Regions from separate parts of the Mus musculus genome. Here region 2 is linked to region 1. The links are chromatin loops, found by intact Hi-C in ENCODE. Cell type or tissue: heart. All regions are shown on one strand. Links, peaks and the distances in the headings refer to the core of each region. The heading gives the core; the rest is flanking DNA.

Region 1 (10,651 bases), core at 1,799-9,798:
GCTTCCACTTCTTACAAGTTCTTACACCTTGCAGTAGTCCCACAAACTAGGGTTTACGCCATTTAAAAAAAAGTGCTTTTATGGGACACTTTATAGTTAAATGTTCATAATCTATATGTGCATATTTAGAAATGAAATGCTTGTTATTTATAATAAAAAGTTAGAGCCAGCTACTAACAAAAGACTCATTGGGTGAATTAGGAAGCTCCATTTAGAAGATAGTAAGATAATATACAGTTTTTAAGGATATAGAACACACACTATGGCTAAAAACAATCTAGTTATGTGTTTTAAGGAAAAATGGAAAAAAGCAGAAGAAAGTGTTTTTATTGAAACTAAGTATAAAATATAAATAAATGCTCCCCTAAAATTAAAAAATCTAATGATTATCGTACTTATAGATGTATGGGTTGCTCAAATGCTGGAGTTTCTCTGACATTCAAGTTTTCCATTTACGAGAATAACAAAAAGTTTACCCATTAAGGAATGGTTTTGAGGTTGAATCAATTTGCAAGTAGCCCATTTCTGTTCTTTTTTGATTTCCTCTATGGGTCTACTGAATTAGGCAGCTCTAAACTGTAAGGACTAAAAAAGACCCAATTGGAAGCATTCAACACAAAAGGAAGAAATTGTACTGTGATGGTTTGCCCAGGAAACTATTAGGAGGTGATGGCACTATTAGGAGGTATGGTGTGGCCTTGTTGGAGTATGTGTCACTGCGGGTGTAGGCTTTAAGACCCTCGCCCTAGCTGCCCAGAAGTCAGTCTTCCACTAGCAGCCTTCAGATGAAAATATAGAACTCTCAGCTTTGTCTGCAGCAGGACTGCCTGGATGCTTCCACATTCCTGCCTTGATGATACTGGACTGAACCTGTGAACCTGTAAACCAGCCCCAATTAAATGTTGTTCTTATAAGACTTGCTTTGGTCATGGTGTCAGCTCACAGCAGTAAAACCCTAAGACAATTACCAAACATCCACATCATGGTCATTACCAGTCTCCTGAGCAGAAAAGTCCTGACCCAGCCCCTCCTACCCAGGCATGGCTAGAATCACATTGTTGATTCTACTTTGCAATGTAATTTCATAGCTTAGATTTTGTTTTTATAGGTGAAATCAAGAAAGGGCAACTCTACAGGCCTATCTCTTTTTTCTTAAATATCAAAATCATCCTCACATTTGCCTGTGGTTCCCCCTGCTACAGTGTTATGCTGGGACTACTTTGTGCCTACTCACCACAGCTCCTGGTTTTGTTCTATTTCCCTCGATTCCTCTCCTTCCTTCCTGATAGTGTTTTGCAGTGTATCCAAGGCTAGCCCCAAACTTTCGAACTTCTTATCTCAATCACTAAAGAGCTAGTAATAACACAGACATGTGTCACCCTTCTTCTCTTTCCTCCCCTGACTTCTTTTTTTTTTTTTGTCATTGTGAAAAAGTCTTTATTTTAAGAAAAAAATTTAGTTAACAAAAAATTTAACAAGTTTCACTTAGCAAAATACACCCAAAAGGAAATCACAGTACAAAGAAAGCTTTAAGTCAAGGCCTCACCAATTCCTACAGTATTAGTATTGTATCTCAATTCTCAAAACTAACTTTTAAAAAGCTTAAACTTAACCTAAAGATTTTAAATGGAAATATAAACTAGAATGAACATGAGAAATGCTTCTCTTTTGCATCAGGGATCTAGCACCTTTGGGTTCTCCAGAAAAGTACATATCCCCAGTGTGTTCACTGTGGTGTGCTTAAAGATCCACTCAACATACTTAAACTACTTAACTCAGATAACATCACTCTTAAGTATACTACCAAAAATGTTAATTGAGAAAAGCGGAAGAAAATAGTTTTAGTTTACTCAATATTACATGCTAGAAGAAAAGTTTGCATGAGAAACACGGAAGAGGTAATTTTTTAATCCAGATTTCACAAACTCATGGTGCAAAGTGGGTCCCCCAGCTTCCTCTAGAGTTATAAACTGCTCTTGACTGCTTATTGGCTGCCAGTGAAATTTTCTGATTGAAATAACTCAAATGTTCCTACAATACTAACCATATCCACCCATGCTGTTCTGACCGCTGTAGCCGGCCCCGTAACAGCCACTCACTGACTGGCTCTCCAGGCCACTGTAAGTTGCCTGGGCAGCTGACACACCCATGCCCTTCTTTTCTCCCCTCTTCTTCTCCTGCTTTTCTTTCTTCCCTCCCCACTTCTTCCTCGTTGCCTGCATTTCCTTCTGAAACAATCTGTGGTGGTTTAAATATGCTTGGCCCAGGGAGTGGCACTATTGGGAGGTGTGGCCTTGTTGGAGTAGGTGTGGCCTTGTTGAAGGAAGTGTGTCACTTTTGGCAGTTTTGAGACCCTTTTCCTAATTCCTTGGAAGCCAGTCTTCTCCTGTTTGTCTTCAGATGAAGATGAACTCTCAGCATCTCCAGCACCATGCCTGCCTGGAGGCCACCATGCTTTTGCCATGGTGATAATGTACTGAGCCTCTGAACCGGCAAGCCAGATCCAATGAACTGTTGTCCTTTATAGGAGTTGCCTTGGCCGTGGTGGCTCTCTCAGCAATGGAAACCTAAGACACAGTCTTGCTGCATGACTCAGGCTGGCCTTGAACCCACTGTGCAGGCCAAACAAACCTTAAACTTCCCAAGCAGTTGGGATTACAGGCATGTGCCTTGGGTCCAGCAGTTATCATTCTTAAGATTCATTTCAAGGCACTGTCTTATTTTTAAAAAATGCTAACATTAGAAAGAAAAGTTTGTTTGGCCACTCTGGGTCTAGCAATGCCAAAGGATTTACTCCACTGCATGCTTAAAGTAAAACATTGCTGCTATCTGAATGCAGAACAGCAAGGCTTATGGTTTTTGTTGTTGTTGTTGTTTTTTGTTGTTTTTGTTTTTTAGGTAAAGGGGCAAAAGAAAATCTAAACTAGGCATGAGAAAATTCTCAAATATAAGGTGAAGCCTGGTTTTGACCTCTCCTTTTTACAAGGCCATCCAGGTTAGATGATCACAAACAGAAACTCAGGAGTGGGAAATACAGTTCCGTGATGGAACACAGTTAGTATAAGATCCCGGGTTCCATTTGCAGCACCACAAAAAAGAAAAACTAAAATGGTAAAAAAAAAAAAAAAAAAAAAAGTCCTACCTAGTGCAAAGGGCTATATTATTAGTTAGGTTATTATAAGAAGTCATCTGGTATCTAGTCTATCTGTAGACAGAAACAGTGACATAAGCAGACAGCTGGGGATACATGCCAGACTGGAACCATGTCTGACTCTTGAATACACACTGGATTCCCATTCTCTGAGCTACACCTGCCAGACTGGAAGGCCCTGGTGCGTCAGTCATGAATGAGCACACCCTGGTCAGAGCTTTCCGGCCTTTGGTTCCACCCTACAGTGCTGGCACAGAACCAAGTCTGGGCTGACTTCCCTCCCCAGCTTGCCTGGCACTGCCTTTCCAGTACCATCCGGATTTAAGCCAGCATCTCAAGTTATATATATACAACACCAGCAGCCACAACACCAGCAGCCTGAAAGTGGTAATACTCTGCCAATGCTACAGTTGGAGATTCCCCCTCCCACCCCCTCCTCTAAGCCATTCCTGTTTTCACTTGTTTCTACTCTACTCTATACTCTAAAAAGGGTCTGTAGGTCGAGTGGAGAAGCTAACCTAAAGATCAGTTTGTCCTGTTGACTATGGTTAGGAACTAGGAACATGTGAGGTTCTTAGTAACTTTTAATTTTGTAAAAACAAACAATCCAATTAGTGACATGACAAAGACATCTCATGGAAGGCCTAGACCTCTTCGTGGGCCTTGAACTCACTACCCTGACCTACGTTTCATCATGTGTATCACCCTGTTATAATAGGTCAACCTCAACCTGGTTTCCTAGATTGATTTGACTTTAAATCTTCAAGCCTTAATCACTATTGTCAGTAGTTCATTCTAAGTTTTGAAAGGAAAAAGGAACTGAGAAAGGGAAAACTTCACCTTTTATCCATTTCTCGGAAGAGAGAGAATATAGGAGAAATGCCTAGGTTCCATTTTTTTCTTATAAGCCACTAAAATAGATGCCTTAGCTAACAGGGGACATGAGCAAGCTCCTACCAAAGAAAGACAAAAAAACAAACAAGCAAACAAAAACCCCAAAAATGACTTTAAACAGGTCCATTTTCCCAGTACTCATGTCCTCAGATGTCCTGGGCATGGGGGGGTGGGGGTGGCAGAGCAGGGCTTTGGTGCTCTGCAGTGGAGCACAGTTACACTGTTGGCACATATTTAATGAGGATACCAAACAGTTAAATATTCAGTGAGAAGGAGGGGAGTGGCAGCTTAGAGTTTTACATTTTATTTAGCATGTACTTGTTATTATACAGGGCACAGGGCTGTAGAGGTGGGAGTTACAGGAGAACTTGCAGGTTGATTTTCTCCTTCCATCCTCGAGACCCAGAGAGCAAACTCAAGTCATCAGGAGTGGCAGTGGGTGCTTTTATTCACTGAGCCACCTCATTTATTTCAACCCATTCTTTTACATCCATGGATGTAAATCTACATGCAAATATGAAAGCAAGTAACATCTACGTTTTCATATAAAATATAAAAATTTGTAGCAAATAGACCTGCACTATAGCTTTAAACACTAAAGAAAGTTACTTAAAGGGAATTATAAATGGAAACTCTGGTCCTTAGGAAAGAATGAAGAATACCAGAAGTAACAAATATCTGGACAAATCAGTATGGTTTCTGTTGGCCATAGCCTCTTAATTTCCTTATAAATTATTTATTTAAAACTAAGGTTATACATAGCATTGCCATAGGCAGTCTATTAGTGGTAAAGGTCTTATGTAAAAGACAAGCCCCTGGTTCACACAGTTTCCTATATAATATTTACCTTACACTATGGTTGAAATCTGCATATTTTCCTTCTGTCTATTCTAGCCTGTCCTTACCATCATAGTCTTCTTTTGAAGACAGGCTGGGAGGTTTTTGGATGAAGAATGGGGTCTTTAAAAACAGGATCTATAAGGCTGGAAGGAGCATGAAAGGAAAAGAGCTTGTGGTTAGGGGTCCCCATGGTAAAACCTTGGTTTATAGTAATGGCCTAAGAGCCTATCCTAGATTTGGCAGAAAGGGAGAAATATGATATGCATAGTTTACTTCCCTGCTCCCTAAGCTTTTCACGCTACACCAACTACTAATCTTTTAGGGAATTGACAGAACGTCTCTGAATTAGGTAGGGCTTGTTATTCATCTACAGTCCATGCTAGAGGTAAACAAATGACAGTCAGATCTGGGAAATTCTGAGGGAATTCACAGGTAGAGTTTCAAGACCAGCCCATGAATGGAGGAATGAACTGGGAGGGTTGCTACATCACCTACCTGAATCATAAATTCCTAAAGACTGAGGATGACGAGAATTCTGGGTGGAGAGAAATGACTGACTATTTCAGGTGCTGAAGTTTTTGCTGGACACTGAGTGCTCTGGTATTTGGCTAAAGAAGACACAAGGAGAGAAGAAGGGTTTTGCAAGCCTAAAAACAAAAATCAAAAACGACAAAAAGGACTGTTTTTGCATAAGTAGGGAAAGAAAGATCTAAAGGCAGCAAGAACATTTCTTGGGTTGCTTCTGTGTTTGCCAGCCTCCAAAATTCCATTTAGCTTGCTGAACAGAAAGAACTACTGTTAGCAAGGCCTGCCCAGCAATCTGAGAATCCTTCATTTCTTTTCTTCCCTCATTACTTATATCCACTAAGTAAGTCCAGATTTATTCCAGAATCGCATATGTATGTATAAGAGAAGCTAGGCTAGAGGAGGCCCTCATACTCTACATTGTGACAGGATAGATTGATCTCAAGTTCTGAATAGAAACTGGAATTATCAGCACTTGGGAGACAAAGGCAGGCAGATCACTGTGACTCTGAGGCCAGCCTGGTCTACAAAGAGAGTTCTAAGACAGCCAAGGCTATACAGAGAGACCATCCCCCCCCCCCAAAAAAAAACCCTAAAACCAAACAAAAAAAATCCCAAGTTGTTGACTTAGTGTTTGGGATACTGCAGGCAGACATACAGAACTCCAATTTCTGATAGCTCTGCAGTTTCTTCAAGGGAGGCCTTTAAATGCACCTGCGTCCCACCGCCCTCCTCTCAAGGATCCAGCAACCTCAACAGAAAGAAGGCAAGGTGAATGTTACCAAGTCCCGAACACCAAAATGCAAGCCAAGGGCTAATTGAAGAGTTAAGAAAACACCGTGAGAGCAAGAAAACCCTGTTTATCACCATCAATGTTTGCTAAATTCCTCCTAAGAGTTGGTTGTCCAGTTCAGTTGGCCCTGAGCATCTCCGCAATCTCTTTCAAGTCAGACTTTCTATCTGCATCAGCCCCAACAGGGGTCAGTGAAGCCTGGGGTCATCTGATCTACACATATCTCTCACATTTCAATTGAAATCATAGGGATACTAATGTTTGAAAACATCCATTTATTTATGGGATTTTTAAAAAACAATTTTTATATAGCCTAGACTGACCTCAAATTCACAATCCTTCTCAGCAGTCAGACTGATGCGACTCGTTCTCTGTGTGCAGGGGTTACAGGCACGCACCAGTTTACGTTATGAGTTTTGCATCTCAGTACACTTCCTTCCATGGAAACCTTACACTCCCATTTTGCCCATTAGGGACCATCATTTCCTCATCCTCAACCTTAAGAAAGCTTTTTTTTTGTCCAGGGGGTGCTGTTGCCTCTGTCAAACAGCAGATAAAGAATGGTGATTTGAGTGAGGAAACCACAGAATAGAAATAAGTTCTAAGTATGAGTTTCTCCTATTAGATGGGTAAGGATGTTTAGCTTCTGCAAGCAGAAAAGTCCGGGACGGTCTTCCTGTCTGTCATGAGCTTGCTCTTGTGTGTGAACAGAGGGATGCTTTTTCTCAGTCTCTGTCTCTGTCTCTGTCTCTGTGTCTCTGTCTCTCTCTCTTTCTCTCTCTCTCTCTCTCTCTCTGTGTGTGTGTGTGTGTGTGTGATGGTGAATGGACAGCTAACTCTTGGGTGTGGTAAAATCCTTTAAGGAGAGTCCTTGAGAAGGATCTGCAGCAAAGGTGGAGGCAACTCCTTTGCACCTCTAACTTCCCCATTCTCAGGAAAGGCTTGCTCACATGTTAACGAAGAGACCTTCAGTGAATAAGAAGGTTCCAGCTTGAGAGACAGCAAGCTCCATGTGTGGTCCAACGGGGATGTCCTGGACATCTCTTGGCCCTTTCCAAAACCTTAGGGTCCTGTGGCAGGAAATGTCCCACCCAGTCCCCGGCAAGTCACCTCGAAGAGGAGGAGCCAGGTGGGGGGTCTTGGCAGCTCCTGGAAGGGCTGTCAGCCGCGGAGCTTCGGGACCTGGCGGGAGGAGAAGCATTTCGGCCCACGCCTTCCACGGTTCCGGGGGCGAGGAGGAGCGCCACGCAGTGTCACGCTCCCCACGGTGAGGAGTAGGTGTCCCGCGGCTAGGCGGGCGGGCCGTCACTGCCCGCCCGTCGCTCGCCTCCCCGCCCCCCGGCTTCCTGCGGAGGCCGCGGCCGCCATGTTGTTGTGGGGCTGAGGCGGCGCCGGCTGAGAGCCCAGCAGCCGTGACAGGCTGCGCAACAGGTTCGCTGCGGCCGGCCTGACGACTGACCCGGCGGCGGCGGCCGCGGCACGGCAGGGTCTTCCCGGAGCTTGGCCGCGCCCACGCGCCGGTGTCGAGGAGCGCGCGGGGTCGCGCCGGGACGTGCGCGAGGCGCCAGGTGGGTGAAGCCGCCCGTCGGCGCGGCCGAGGGGCGCGGGGCAGGTGCGGCCGCCGCCGCCCCCGGGGTTCCACGGGCCGGGCAGAGGGGGCTGCGCGCCGCGCACCGCCGGGTTCAGTCCTCGGAAGCGCGTGCGGCCCCCGCCCTAGGCCCCGGCCGAGGACGGCCGTGCCGGGCGGAAACCTCCGGCCCCGGGGTTCCTGCCTCCGCCGCGGGGCGGGCGGGCCGCTCCTCTCAGAGGCCGGGAAGCCCGGGCCCCTTGCCGCGGCCTCGCTTGGCAGGTGACGGCCTCCGCCTATCGCTGGTGGCGACCGGGTTCCGGGCTTTCCTTAGGGGCATCTGGGCTGGGTGCGCGTTGCCTTGGGGACCTATTTTATTTTGGCTTAGTTGACTTTTCTTTTCTTTCTTTCTTCCTTTCTTTTCTTTTTCCTCCTTGGTCAGGGTTGCTGCAGAGTGTCAGGTGAGCCGCATCCCGGTGCGTCAAAGTAGCCGGAGTCACGAGAGGACAGTGGGCGGATGCTTGGCGTCCACTGCTCGCGTTATAACAGCTAAAGTTGAGAACTGTTAAGCGCTGACTTCTGCATTATGCATTTCTAGGGTATATATAGGAAGCACAGCGAGGAGTCTCTGTAGCCAAAGTTCACTGCTTATTTAAGGGAGAAGAGGCACCTACAAGTGCATAGTGAGTAGGTAAACCGAGGCTGCAAGTTTCATTCTGCTGAAAGACACTGTTTGCAGGTATTGGTCATGCTCTGTGTTATTCAGTGATTGTCCGTGGCAAATACACTCATTTGAAACTTGCATTCATAACGAACAGGAACATTTTGGATAGACCCAGCTACTTTACAATAGGAATTCAAGTTGACACAGAAATTACTGCCGTACTCCGTGCTTCTTGTCTGTTTCACGGCGTTTCCTACTTCCTCAGGGGACGCAAGGTGTCACTTGGAATTTTGTGTTGTTAGCTTAGTTTAGGTAGTACAGACTGGAGGCCAAACTAGGTGCTTAAGCCTTTGAGAAATTGCTAACTTCCCTTTCACGGTTTGCTGTATTGTCATCCAGTGCTAAAACCTAAAAGCAATCTAGAAACATGGCCTACAACATTTATACAAGTTGATGGGAGGCCTGCAAAATTCAGTTATGTGCTTGCCATTACGTTGGCGGTTATTCTTATGACTGGTGTGCTGCTGCTGTTCCAAGTAATGCTGGTAACCATTTAACGAAGTTAAAAAAATGTTCAACATATCCAAAGGCTCAAATCCCGATATTTCCTGAGTGTGAGGAGATATGTACATTCAGGGGATTGGATTTGTACTTTAAAAATGCATTTTTACAAAAACAGAGTAACACACACCTTTTGCCCAAACTTAGAGAATTTTTCAAGAATTTATTTTGGTCATTTTATCCTATACAAAGTGGACATTTTTTTATATAATCTTAGAAATTTTAGAGGTGTGTGTGTGTGTGTGTGTGTGTGTGTATTAAGGAGTAAAACGACCATTTTACATATTCTCAGCATGCTGTCTGCTACCAGGGGCATGAAATCTCAAGATATTTAGTTTTGATTCATCTTCAATCTAGAGTTTCACAGAGTTCCATCCTTCTGATAAAAAAATATGTATTGTGCATCACCCACTAAACTTCCTTTAGTATCACAGTGTATCTCCCATGGTGGTCATTTATAGAGCACTTACTAATATTATATTTAAATAAGTATATAAAACACTATGCTCAGTGTTTTATATACTTATTTAAAGCACATGAAGGCCTTGTAAGTAATGTCCTCCCATCAGATAGATAAGTAAAATGTTAACTTTTAACTGACTGCTCTAGGTCTCGGAGCTAGTAAGAACAAGTGTCTTGTTTCAGTTTAGAATTCTTTTAACTTCAGCACCTAAGCTCTTTCTGCAATTGCATAGATCTAAAGCTGAACATACATCTAAAATGTATTTATACTTGGCTCTTTTACAGTGGTTGCACATTGACACACCCTCCGGGGTAGAACGTGCATGTAGGTATTCTTGAGAAAGAGGAACTGAATGGGGCTTAAAGGATATGAGGCACAGAGGAAATGGGGGAGGAAACTGAACAGAAATAACAGTGAATAGACCGAGAAATAATGTATTTTCATAACTCTAAGAGTGCAACGTATTTCATTTGCAGTGTTTTGAGAGGTTCAATTAAAGGGCAGTTTCACAGCCATATGAAGACACTAAATAACGTTGTTATATACTGTCAGCCATATCAAGACACTGAATAAAACTCTGTTATTTACTGTACAGCTATTCAACTGTGATTATGGCGGACAATCAGGGAGTTACTACCAGATGGGAGACACTTAATTTGTTGTATTTAACCACCTGGCTTATGTTTTCTGAATCCTTTTCATGGTCAATGCATATTCATTTGAGGAAAGGTCTGGTTTAATAAAAATTGAGTACATGTTTACAACTCTGTTGGATAAAAGTATAGGCTCTCTAGTTAGACCTCCTACCTCAGCTCTAGTTCCAAATAGTTGTATGACCTTAAGCAAGTTTCTTTAATTCTCCAATTTCTGTTTCTTCTTCATCTTTAAAACAGGGATAATGATAGTCCCCATTTCATAGTGTTGTATGTAATATAAAGTGCTTAGTTGCTGTGCCTAGCATAAGTGCCCAGTAAGTGTTACCTGCTATCATCCCAGCCTGCTTCCTTCAGTGAGAAATCTCAAGCTAATTAGTCTGTCGTCCTCTCTGTGGTGCTGTCTCTCTTAGGTTTGTGATTTATTCTAATTACTGTAGAAAATAGCCTTTTCTTTTGGTGTTCAGTTTTTAATCAACATCAAAATGAGCCATATGAGAAGGCTAAAAAATGCATTACAAGAGTCTTCCTCTGTAGTTC
Region 2 (10,651 bases), core at 1,506-9,505, 250 kb after region 1:
AAGATGAATATCATTAACAAGAAATCAATAATGACCAGGCCTGTGCCCTCATATCAGAGATACATCGGAGAACAATAAAGACAGGAGCCCTGCTCTTCTAGGGTCTACCTTCTTTCTTTTGTGTACATGGGATGGTCATGTGGGGTGCAATGGAGTGGGGTGTGTGTGTGTGTATGTCACACCTAGCTTTTTTGGATGAGTGAGGAGATTCAGGCTCAAGTCTTCATGCATAGCTAGAGCTCTTAGCCACTGAGCCATTTCTCTGGTTTACATTCTAATGGAAGGAGACAATGCTCACATAAATATGATCATTACAGATGGTGATAAATCCTTTAAAGAAAATGAACACTGATGAATTTCAGAGAGACACAGAGAGCTGGCAATTTCAGAAAGGGTGAGCCAGGAAGGCATTTTGAAGAAGATGAGGTTTGAGCTGCTGCTTAAGAAGGAACCAACTCAAAAGACCATGAAGCAGGAAAAGATTGGTGCACTTTCAGAATAGGAAGGAAGAGGGTGAGATGGAGGAGAGGAACATGACAGTGATGCACCACGCAGCGTGCAGAGATGGGTCCCATACTAAATGCAATTGGAAACCACTGATGGGTTTAAAAGCATGGAAATGACCTAATCTGAATTAAGATTTTATAAGATCACTCTAGCTCCCGAGTGTGGGATGGATGGTTAGACATCTGTTGCTATAGTCTAGACAAGAAATCAATGGTTGCATGAATTAGCAGAGAAGAGAGTGAAATAGATTAGAGATACGTTTTGGAAGCAGGGCTGACAAGGGCATGCAAGTGGATGAGAGGAAGGAGCCCACTCCCCATCTCACCATTGAATGGTGGGAAAGGATTAGGGTTTGGGTAACCGGAAGGTGGTAGAGCTGTTCTGAGAGATGAGAAAACTGGAAAGGAACAGATTTGTGAGGGTGGCAATCTTGAGCTGCCCATTAGACATGCAAGTTTTTACTGCACAGAGGCAGATGCAGAGCCAACCCTGGATAAACAAACTGGGTGGAATAGAAAGCTATGAGACTGGATTAGGAGCTTGGGAACATAACAACACAGTCAGCGGTTAGTGGACTGTAGGAGCCTACCAAAGGAAGCCAGAGAAAGCCCCACAGAAAACAGTTAAATTGGCTGTTAAAAGATGGGTGGGCGTCTGTCTGGAGAAGTAAAGGGACCTGGGAAATAGAATTAGTTGTAAGACATGCTCGAAACCTGGAATCCAGAGTTGGGATGTAGCTCATGTACAGCAGGTGCCTAGCAAGCACAAGGGTTCCACCAGGAAACACACAAATCCTTAGGGTCCTAGAGTCCAGTCACAGTGAGAGCCCATTGGTTCCATCCTGTAACCCTAGGTCCAGCACACAGTGTACACGTTCCATAAATATCTGCTAAATGAGTGGTTTGTTTAACAACTCACAAGTGGCTTGGTGAAGTTGGTTGTGGATGCATGGATAGTAAGTATCGAAAGAGGAAGTGCCAGTGTGGATCCCTCCCGCCCTAGCAATCACCAAGAGGGCAGCTGCTTGCAGAAGTAGGGGGAAGAGTCTTTTAATGATTTTCTTCCTGAGGGAGGGGCCCTTAAAGCTCTGCATTTTAGGGGACCTGTGAGAAAAATGAGGGGACTGAGAACGGAAGTCAAATGGAAGGCGGGGAGAACGAAGATGGGGAGACAGCTCAGAGGCTGTGTGGGTGACAAGGCCTGGGAAGAAACGTGTATCTGCAAGGAGTGATCTGGGCAGTATCGGGTACTTCCAGGAAGCCCTCGGTTTGTAACCAAGAAGCCCTTTAACTCCCTGCGAAGGAGCATGCCAATAATATCCAACAGCAAGTTTGCTTGTTAAACACTCTGGACCTTGGGGGTGGCTTTTGGTCTGGATTAAATTTTGCTTAAGAAATAGCTACTCCTTGAATATGTTGAATACACCCAGTTTTCTAAATAGTTGAGGAAACTTGGTGAGACAGGGAACCCAGAGATAGATAGACTGGGAGGAGGGGGTGGGGTGGGGCGATGAACCAAATTATGGAACGCGAGTTGTTTTGACCTGGCTGACCCGGCACCATGGACCCCCCAGGAGGATCAAGCAGCAGGTCCGAAGGCTGGGTTTTGACTGAGGAGGGCATGGTAGAGGGCAGATGACCAGGAAGGGTGAGTAGGACCGGGAGGGTGAAATAGGAAGCAGAAGCAGCCAAAGGAGTGGCAGGCTCCCAAATTGGCTCTCTCCACAACTAACCACTGCCCAGCCCTGGGGGCCTCCAGACAAGAGGGGCGGGGAGGTGTGGTGCAATAGGAGGGGTTTCTCTGTACAGCAGGAACCCCCAAAGCGAGATCATCCCTGGAACCGAACAGGAAAAACGGAACAGAAATTCAAACCTGGGAAGTCAGTAGCAGCGGTTAATCGAGAGGTTGCAGCTCAGGAGATAGCAGCCGCAGCCTAGGACAGTGGCTGGACATAACCCCCTTGCCCTAAGGTGGCCGCCTTCACTCCCCAAGGTGAGCGGGCGCAGAATGGGATGGTGCGTTGTCCTCTGAAACCCACAAGAATCGGGGAAGGAGGTCTCCTCCTGTCGCCCGCATCTTTGACCCTCTCCCCGCTTCAGGTCCCCGGAGCCACCTCGGAATCAGATCCCAGCCCGCGGACTCCGCCCCGGGACCCCTCCTCCTCCCGGGCCCAGCCGCCCGGTACCGTCTCCTGGGGAGATGGTCTCGATCTCCACGCCCATCACGGTCCCACAGGCCCCGCCTCCAAGGGGGTCCTCGCGGCTGCCCCGACCCCGGCTCCGCTCTGGCGCGGACCCCGCAGGCACTCCCGCTCGCCTTCTTGCCGCCACTGCAGAGCCGGAGGAGGTGCGGCTGGAGTCAGGACCTGCGCGGGGAGGGGCCGCCGGGAAGGGGGCGGCGGGGTGGAGCTGTGCGACAAGGTGGGGTCGGCCGGGGCGGAGCCCGAGGGAAGCGACCCTGACGTGGCTGCTCCGGATCCTGGCCAGACTAACCACCATTAACCCACTGGCTGAAAGGGGAGGCAGGGTGAGCGAGGCGTGCCGGCACTAGCACATCCACACATCTATCCACTCAGTGTATATTTATTTAGCACCTACAGGGTGCAAAGCCCCAGGGAGTCCACTCAATCCTACAGACTAGGAGAAAGTCGGTAATTAAACTAACTCTTTAAATACGTGTGCTCAGTGCCGTGGGGTTCAGAGTAAAACGGAAGCACCCGAGACTGATACCTACCCGGGTTAGGCTTCCCGAATCTATTGGAGCAGAGCCGGCGAAGGGAAGAAACCAATTATTGACGAATTTTCCTCAACCACCTTAAGACCACATTCATCATTCCTCAAAGTTTTACAGCAGGTATATGTATTGGAGGTCTCACCTTTCAAGGTAAAGGACTGCTCCCTGGGGATTCCAACTGAATTAAAGGAGGATCAGCTCTGTGCTGAAGATACAGCGACAGCCTGAATGGTGAATGCTATAGAAGGAATGAATGAATTCTTTTACCTCTACCCAAACCAAACCAGGATCTAAAAAGATACTTTTGTCCTTCCCCAATCCGAATTCCGCTTCCTTGGTCCTGGGACTTGAATCCAGGGAAGCCAGGGCCTGTTCACTCACGCTAAGCTAACAGAGGTTACGTCCATGGCCCCTAGGAAGATACATTGGGAGGAGAAAACATTTGCTTGAAGGCTGAAGGAGACTTTAAGAAATGCCCCCCACCCCCATCTTTTCTACACCCGTTGCACAGATCTGAATTTGTTTCTGACAAGAGCCAATGGGAGGTGAGTATGGGAGAAGGACCTATTTATTCAAAGGCCCAGAACTGGAACTTGACGCATTTTCCTCAGTTTCTCCATCTCCACTCTTCCAAGTGGCTAGCTCGCAGATACTAGCTTGCCAGGATACAAGGACTAAAGTTGGTGCTCAGAAAAGCTGGTTTACGGTACTGTGCACGTTAGGATCAGAAAAAAACCCGTGTGTGTGCCCTAGAGTCGTCAGGGCTTAAGGCAAACAAACAAACAAAAAAGCTTAAGACACCCCACCCTCCAACCCTGACCCTCACCCCCCTACTGGTTATGGCCTTGGGCAGGTACTTTGAGATCGGGGTAGAACAGATCTGCTACTTGGGCAGGCCTACGAGGCTGGCTTCAGGTAAACGGATGTATTTACATTTTGGGAGTGATATTTTATGGGATTTTTAAATGTGGAGTTCTTGACTCCCCTCTAAACTAAACACTAACTTTTTACACATGTTGACTGTAGAATTCCGATTCCCTCTTGCCAACCAATTTTTTTTTTCTCTGTATAGCCCTGGCTGTCCTGGAACTCACTCTGTAGACCAGGCTGGCCTAGAACTCAGAAATCTGCCTGCCTCTGCCTCCCAAGTGCTGGGATTAAAGGCGTGTGCCACCACGCCCGGCTCTTGCCAACCACTTCTAAGAGAACAGTTGAGACCTGCGTGGGAAAAGAGGTTGAAGCACTTGAGGTGTATTGTGAAGATTTTCGGGCGGTGATTTCGCGGGAACTACAACTCCCAGAAACACTTGCGGCAAAGCCCGCGCTTAATGGCCATCGGAAGGACCCGCCGCTAACGTGACGCACTCAATAGCCAATAGTCTAGAGGCATCTCCGAGGTCCAAAGGCCGAGGCTTCCGTTAGGTGCCCGGGACTTCTGATTCCCGGTCCTGTGACGTGAGCGGCCCCGGGATTTTACGTGTGGGACGGGGAGGCAGAAGACTAAGGTATTTCGTTGTGTGTGTGTGTGTGAAGTGGGTGGCACTTCAGGCCCAGGGATGTAGGCGTGGGGAGAAGTTGAGGGAGAGTTGGAAGAGGACCAGGCTGCAGTAGAAGCAAGCTCACGGTGTGGGTTTTAACAAGTGCCCTTGGGATACACGAGTGATACTTCTGGTAATAGAGCTTAAGGAATATAGCCTTGTTTGTAGTAAGTTAAAGTCGCCTACGAACTTTGAGATGTTTGAACAAACCGAACTAAGAACTTGGTTTAAATTACAAATGATAATAGCCGAGCTTTTGGTTAATTCCAGGAGGCTCTAACGGGATGATCAGTTAAGCTGTTGCCAGTATCTCTGTCTCACGTCTCTCATCCTTCTGGGAAGCTAGATGGGGAGTTTTGGTTTTGGTTTGGTTTTTATCTGGTTTGGTCTTTTTGAGACTGGGTGTCATTTTGCAATCAGTGCTAGCCTAGACCTAGCTGGACTCGAGGCAGTGTGTGTGTGTGTGTGTGTGTGTGTGTGCCTGCGCCCGCGCGCCCGCCTCAGCGTTTGCGCACGCACGTGCACTTGCTTTGGTGCATAGCTGGAAGTCATAGGACAACTTTTGTGAGTTGGTTCTCTCCTGCCACTTTGTGGGGTCCAGGGGTTGGACTCAGGTATAAATAAGGCTTGTGTACAAGCCCCTGATAACTGCTGGGCTATGTTGACTGGCTTTCAGGTTTTGTTTTGTTAAATGATAAGATCCTTACTTGCTTTGGCTTTACTAACCTTACATCAGTGACTCCCAAATCCTTCCCTGTGACTGCCTAAGGTACATCTACTGCTACCTTACAGGCACCTTCATGAAACACGTTTAATACCACTACATAAAACTCATCTAATACTAAATTTTGTCACAGCTTGCAGTATCTCAGTCGGTGGAGTGTTTGCCTAGCATACAGAGGGTTCTGGGTTCCATCCCCTGCACCGCATAAACTGGACCGGTATTATTCTCAATACTCAGGAAGTGCAGGCAGGAGAACAGGAAGCTCTAGGCCTGTCTGGGCTACGTGAGGGTCTGTATGAAAAATAAATACCTTACATACTACACACCTTTCTCATCTTCAAAGCATGCCTGCCTTCTGCATCTCTGACTAATGGTTCAACTCTTTCTCAAGCTAAAATTTTGCATGCTGTCCCTCAAGTATTTTTCAGTCTTCACATTCTGTGAGCGCAGTCTTTCTGTCTTAGAGAAGCGCCTCTGGCATCCAGCACCTCGTCTTCCTCTGGGAAAACAGCTGCACACTTTGTTTCCTCTCTCTTTTTTATTTTATCCTTTTTCTTTTTCCATTTGGTTTGGGGTTTTTGTTTATCTGTCCAACCTCCCCCCCGACCCCACCCCACCCCACACACACACGGGGTTTCTCTGTGTAATCTTGGCTGTCTTGGAACTCACTCTATAGATCAGGTTGGCCTTGAGATCTGTCTGCCTCTGCCTTTCCGGTACAGGGATTAAAAGAATGCACCATCACCGCCTGGCTCCTTTTTTTCCCCTTCTTGCTCTGGCCTGGTTTGCTTTGTCCCAAAGATTGATTGATTGCTGGCCTGGTTTGCTTTGTCCCAAAGATTGATTGATTGATTGATTTAATTAATTAATTTAAGTACAGCTGTCTTCAGACACACCAGAAGAGGGCATCAGATCTCATTACAGATGGTTATGAGGGCATCAGATCCCATTACAGATGGTTGCGAGCCACCATGTGGATGCTGGAATTTGAATTCAGGACCTCGGGAAGAGCAGTCAGCGCTCTTAACTGCTGAGCCATCTCTCCAGCCCTTGCCTTTTTTTTTTTGTTTTTCGAGACAGGGTTTCTCTGTGTAGCCCTGGCTGTCCTGGAACTCACTCTGTAGACCAGGCTGGCCTCGAACTCAGAAATCCGCCTGCCTCTGCCTCCCGTGTGCTGGGATTAAAGGTGTGCGCCACCACACCGGGCTTGGTTTGTTTTTTCTGAGGTGGGGCACACATACTACAGCAGATCTGTGGAAGTCGCAGGACAGCTTTTGTGAGTTTGTTCTTTCCCTTAACTTTGTGGGATTCTGAGACTGACCTCAGGTTTTATGGCAAACACTATTTATTTATTTATTTATTTATTTATTTATTACATGTGAGTACACTGTAACTGTCTTCAGACACTCCAGAAGAGGGAGTCAGATCTCATTACGGGTGGTTGTGAGCCACCATGTGGTTGCTGGGATTTGAACTTGGGACCTTCAGAAAAGCAGTCGGGTGCTCTTACCCACTGAGCCATCTCACCAGTCCTATGGCAAACACTTTTATGGGCTAAGTCAACCCACTGACTCTTTGTGCACCTTATGGTTGTGGTGTTCAGACTCTTCCCCCTCCCCCCATGTGACTCTGGTCGGCCTGTATCTCCCTCCCACCCCCAAGATAGATAGATAGATAGATAGATAGATAGATAGATAGATAGGTAGATAGGTAGTAGATAGGTAGGTAGGTAGATAGGTAGTAGATAGGTAGATAGGTAGGTAGATAGGTAGGTAGGTAGATAGGTAGGTAGGTAGATAGGTAGGTAGATAGATAGGTAGGTAGGTAGGTAGGTAGGTAGGTAGGTAGAGGCTTATGCTGCCCTTTACTCTCAGAGATCCTGCTACCTCTGCCTCCTTTAGGACCAAAACAGATCAAGTTAGAAAGTTGTATCTGTAGCAAATAACACAGGCCCTTAATGTCTTGATGCTTTTTGAAAGAACTTCACTCCTTTTACTTTGGGTGCTAGGGATTGGACCTAGGGTTTTGAGCATCTGAGGCTGGAATCTACCAATGACCCACATCCTCAGATTCAGAAGGACTTTTTTATATGCTGAAGGTATATGTTCGGTAGTTGGGTTTGGGAATAGAAAAGTGATTTAAAAAAAAACAAACAAAAAAACAGCAAAATAACCCAGGTGGTTATTAAAGGGTGCACGCCTTTAATCCCAGCACTTGGGAAGGAAACGGGTCTCTGTGAGGTCGAGGCCAGTCTGCTCCACAGAGTGAGTTCCAGGACAGCCAGGGCTACAGAGAGAAACCCTGCCTCACCTCCCTCCCAGATCAGAACAACAAAATAAAAAGCCAAAATGAGGGTCATCAGGGTGACCCAGCAGGTCAGGATGACTGCTGCCAAGCCTAACATCTAAGTTCACATCCAGGACCCATATGGTGGAAGGCAAGAACCAACTCCCAAAGGTTGTTTGCTGACCTCCATGTGTGTGTGTGTGTATGTGTGTGTGTGTGTGTGTGTGTGTGTGTGTGTGTGTTTGTGTGTGTATGTGTGTTTGTGTGTGTATGTATGTATGTATGTATTTGGGTTGTTGAGACAGGGTTTCTCTGTGTAGCCCTGGCTGTCCTGGAACTCACTCTGTAGACCAGGCTGGCCTCGAACTCAGAAATCAGCCTGCCTCTGCCTCCCAAGTGCTGGGATTAAAGGCGTGTGCCACCACTGCCCACCTTAGCCCTTTGATCCTTCAGAGACATTTCAGGATACATTTTTTTCTAAACATTGCAAAAGAATTTTAGAGATCTATCTGTCTTTGTTAAACACAGACAATAAGCTAGTTGGGTGGAACCCTGCTCAAAATTACACCTCCCACCGTGCCTGAGCCTACCCTTGCTCTGTTCTAGATGGATCCTGAACTCAGGAAACCATCTGCCTTTGTAAGCATGAACAGAACACTCAGCTGGTTGGGGTCCTGTGACCACCACTCCCTAAGTCTCTTTATCTCCATCCTTAGTAATTTTCTAACAAATCGGCTCACGGCTCAGCTGCTTTTGTTCCTTTAGAGTTGTGAAACCCCTCATAATTCATTTTGCATACTTTTTTTTTTTGCATGTTTGAGAATATGTTTTCAAACTCAAGTATTTAGAGCTCTTTCCTGTATCCTTAAGGGCTGTCCTGAAGGTCCCAGTACTTACCATTCTGCTGAGACAGAGCTATACTCCTGGTGTTTCTAATTATCATGGAGTCATAAACAAGGAGGGCATTCCTCAGGAGAAAAGAGGCCTCCACTGCTGTGGACCCAGAGAGTATGTTCATTATTACACAAGCAAGCCTGACACCCACGGCAGCCATTGACATTCCTGGAAGCTCACACTGGAGCCCTGTCCTAGGGGCAGGAACCATGTCAGTCTGTCTCGATTAGGGCCATGCTGGCCTTGGCACCCAGCCTTTACACATTCACTGATCCGTGTTGGGGAAACTGCCTGCTGATAGGCATGGGGTCTAGTTCACAGATGGAGCAGTTGCCTAGCATGTCCAGGTCCTGGATCCAACCCTCAGGGGTGAACAAAAAATGATTAATATTCTTTGACTGTTTAAAAGCTACGATTTTTTTAAGTCTTAAAACTCTTTATGAACTAAGTATATTTTTATATATTAATATTTTACTATAAGAAGATAATTTGGATATATGATTATTAAAAAGAATTCCCTCCAAATACAGAAATTGAAAAGACCACTTTGTCTCTCTCTCTTTTTTTTTTAAAGATTTATTTTATTTATTATATGTAAGTACACTGTAGTTGTCTTCAGACACACCAGAAGAGGGCATCAGATCTCATTATGGGTGGTTATGAGCCACCATGTGGTTGCTGGGATTTGAACTCCCAACCTTCAGAAGAACAGTCGGTGCTCTTACCCACTGAGCCATCTCACTAGCCCCCCCCCTTTTTTTTAAAGATTTATCTATTTATTACATGTAAGCACACCAGACACACCAGAAGAGGGCATCAGATCTCACTCATTACAGATGGTTGTGAGCCACCATGTGGTTGCTGGGATTTGAACTCAGGACCTTTGGAAGAGCAGTCAGTGCTCTTACCCGCTGAGCCATCTCTCCAGCCCCCATTTTGTCTCTTATGCCACCTTAGTTTACTATCCACTGTGAACAGTTTACACGCTGCATGTGCATGTTATCCCTGACCTTTCCCTCAGTGTTTATAAACACACACACACATGAGTAGACACATAATGGTGCATGTTTTTCCTAAGTAGCGCATATTTAGGGTTATCATATGAGTTCCAGTCTTCCTTGAGGTTTCTCACTTACGGAAGTTACCTTTTCACTGTCTGAGCTCTTACCCAGGCTGGCCTCAGAGAGCTTTAGGTGATGGCCTGCCTCAGCTTCTTGAGAACCTGGGCCTAGAGTGGGTACCTGCCTGCCTCCGAATGCTCTGAAACAGTTCCTCATGTCGTGGTGACTCCCAACCATAGAATCATTTTTGTTGCTACTTCATAACTAATTTTGCTACTGTTGTGAGTCATGATATGTGGGTTTTCTAATGGTCTTAGGTTCAACCCCACACCAAAGGTTGAGGTCGACAGGTTCAGAATCATCGGTCTAATTTCTTCTGTAGTGACATAACTCATTTTTATTTATTGCTTTAGATATCGCACATGCTAAGCAATCCGTCTCTTGAGGAACATCGCTTCAAGTTCTGAACTTCCTGTCAGGGTCTCCTGCAGTGCAAGCTGGCCTCGCACTCGCTGTAGAGCTAATGCTGGCCTAGAATTCCTGACCCTCCTGCCTTTTACTTACTCCAAGGAACTGAGAATATGGACCTGAACCTGGATTTACGTTTGCTCTATGAGTGGTTGAACCCGGCACCAGAACATGCCAGGCAGTGCTCCACCACTGAGTTACGTGCTTACACTAGGCTTTTACCCTTGCAAAGATGGTTGCTATGGACATTTATATATGTGATTGGCTTACGTGGTATGGTAAAATAGTCTTATATTTTGCAGATTTGGTTATTCGTTGTTTATTCATTTAGGTCTTTAACCATCTGGAGTTTATTTTGTTGTAATTTTTTTTTTAACATTTTGGAGCTTTTGGTTTTATTATCTAAAATAAAAGTTATTCATTCATGCAACATGGTGGTG

Evidence for each region. A loop is a pair of places that touch in the nucleus more often than their neighbours do. Peaks named below come from ENCODE experiments on the same cell type or tissue, not always from the same donor. Only the 100,000 strongest peaks of a DNase experiment are listed, where the experiment ranks them.
Region 2: a loop joins it to region 1, with 2.1 times the contacts of the local background. A loop is called at or near these places in 3 of 42 quality-filtered maps.

What each region holds. Positions count from the first base shown.
Region 1 is chr12:4,585,462-4,596,112 of GRCm38, forward strand. Itsn2 (intersectin 2) reads left to right here and starts at 7,547. Exons shown (of 40, transcript NM_001198968.2): 1 at 7,547-7,771. Gm3625 (predicted gene 3625) reads right to left here and starts at 8,270. Exons shown (of 1, transcript NR_169069.1): 1 at 4,334-8,270. In heart, for the core only: a CTCF peak has its summit at 6,745; DNase peaks (open chromatin) are centred at 3,400 and 7,460; H3K4me3 peaks cover 2,139 bases; H3K27ac peaks cover 1,713 bases.
Region 2 is chr12:4,838,707-4,849,357 of GRCm38, forward strand. Fkbp1b (FK506 binding protein 1b) reads right to left here and starts at 2,867. Exons shown (of 4, transcript NM_016863.4): 1 at 2,693-2,867. The coding sequence starts at 2,729. It overlaps Wdcp (WD repeat and coiled coil containing), which reads left to right and starts at 4,597. Exons shown (of 4, transcript NM_001170858.1): 1 at 4,597-4,745. In heart, for the core only: no CTCF peak of the experiment used is centred there; DNase peaks (open chromatin) are centred at 1,515, 2,185, 2,855 and 4,625; H3K4me3 peaks cover 3,596 bases; H3K27ac peaks cover 2,826 bases.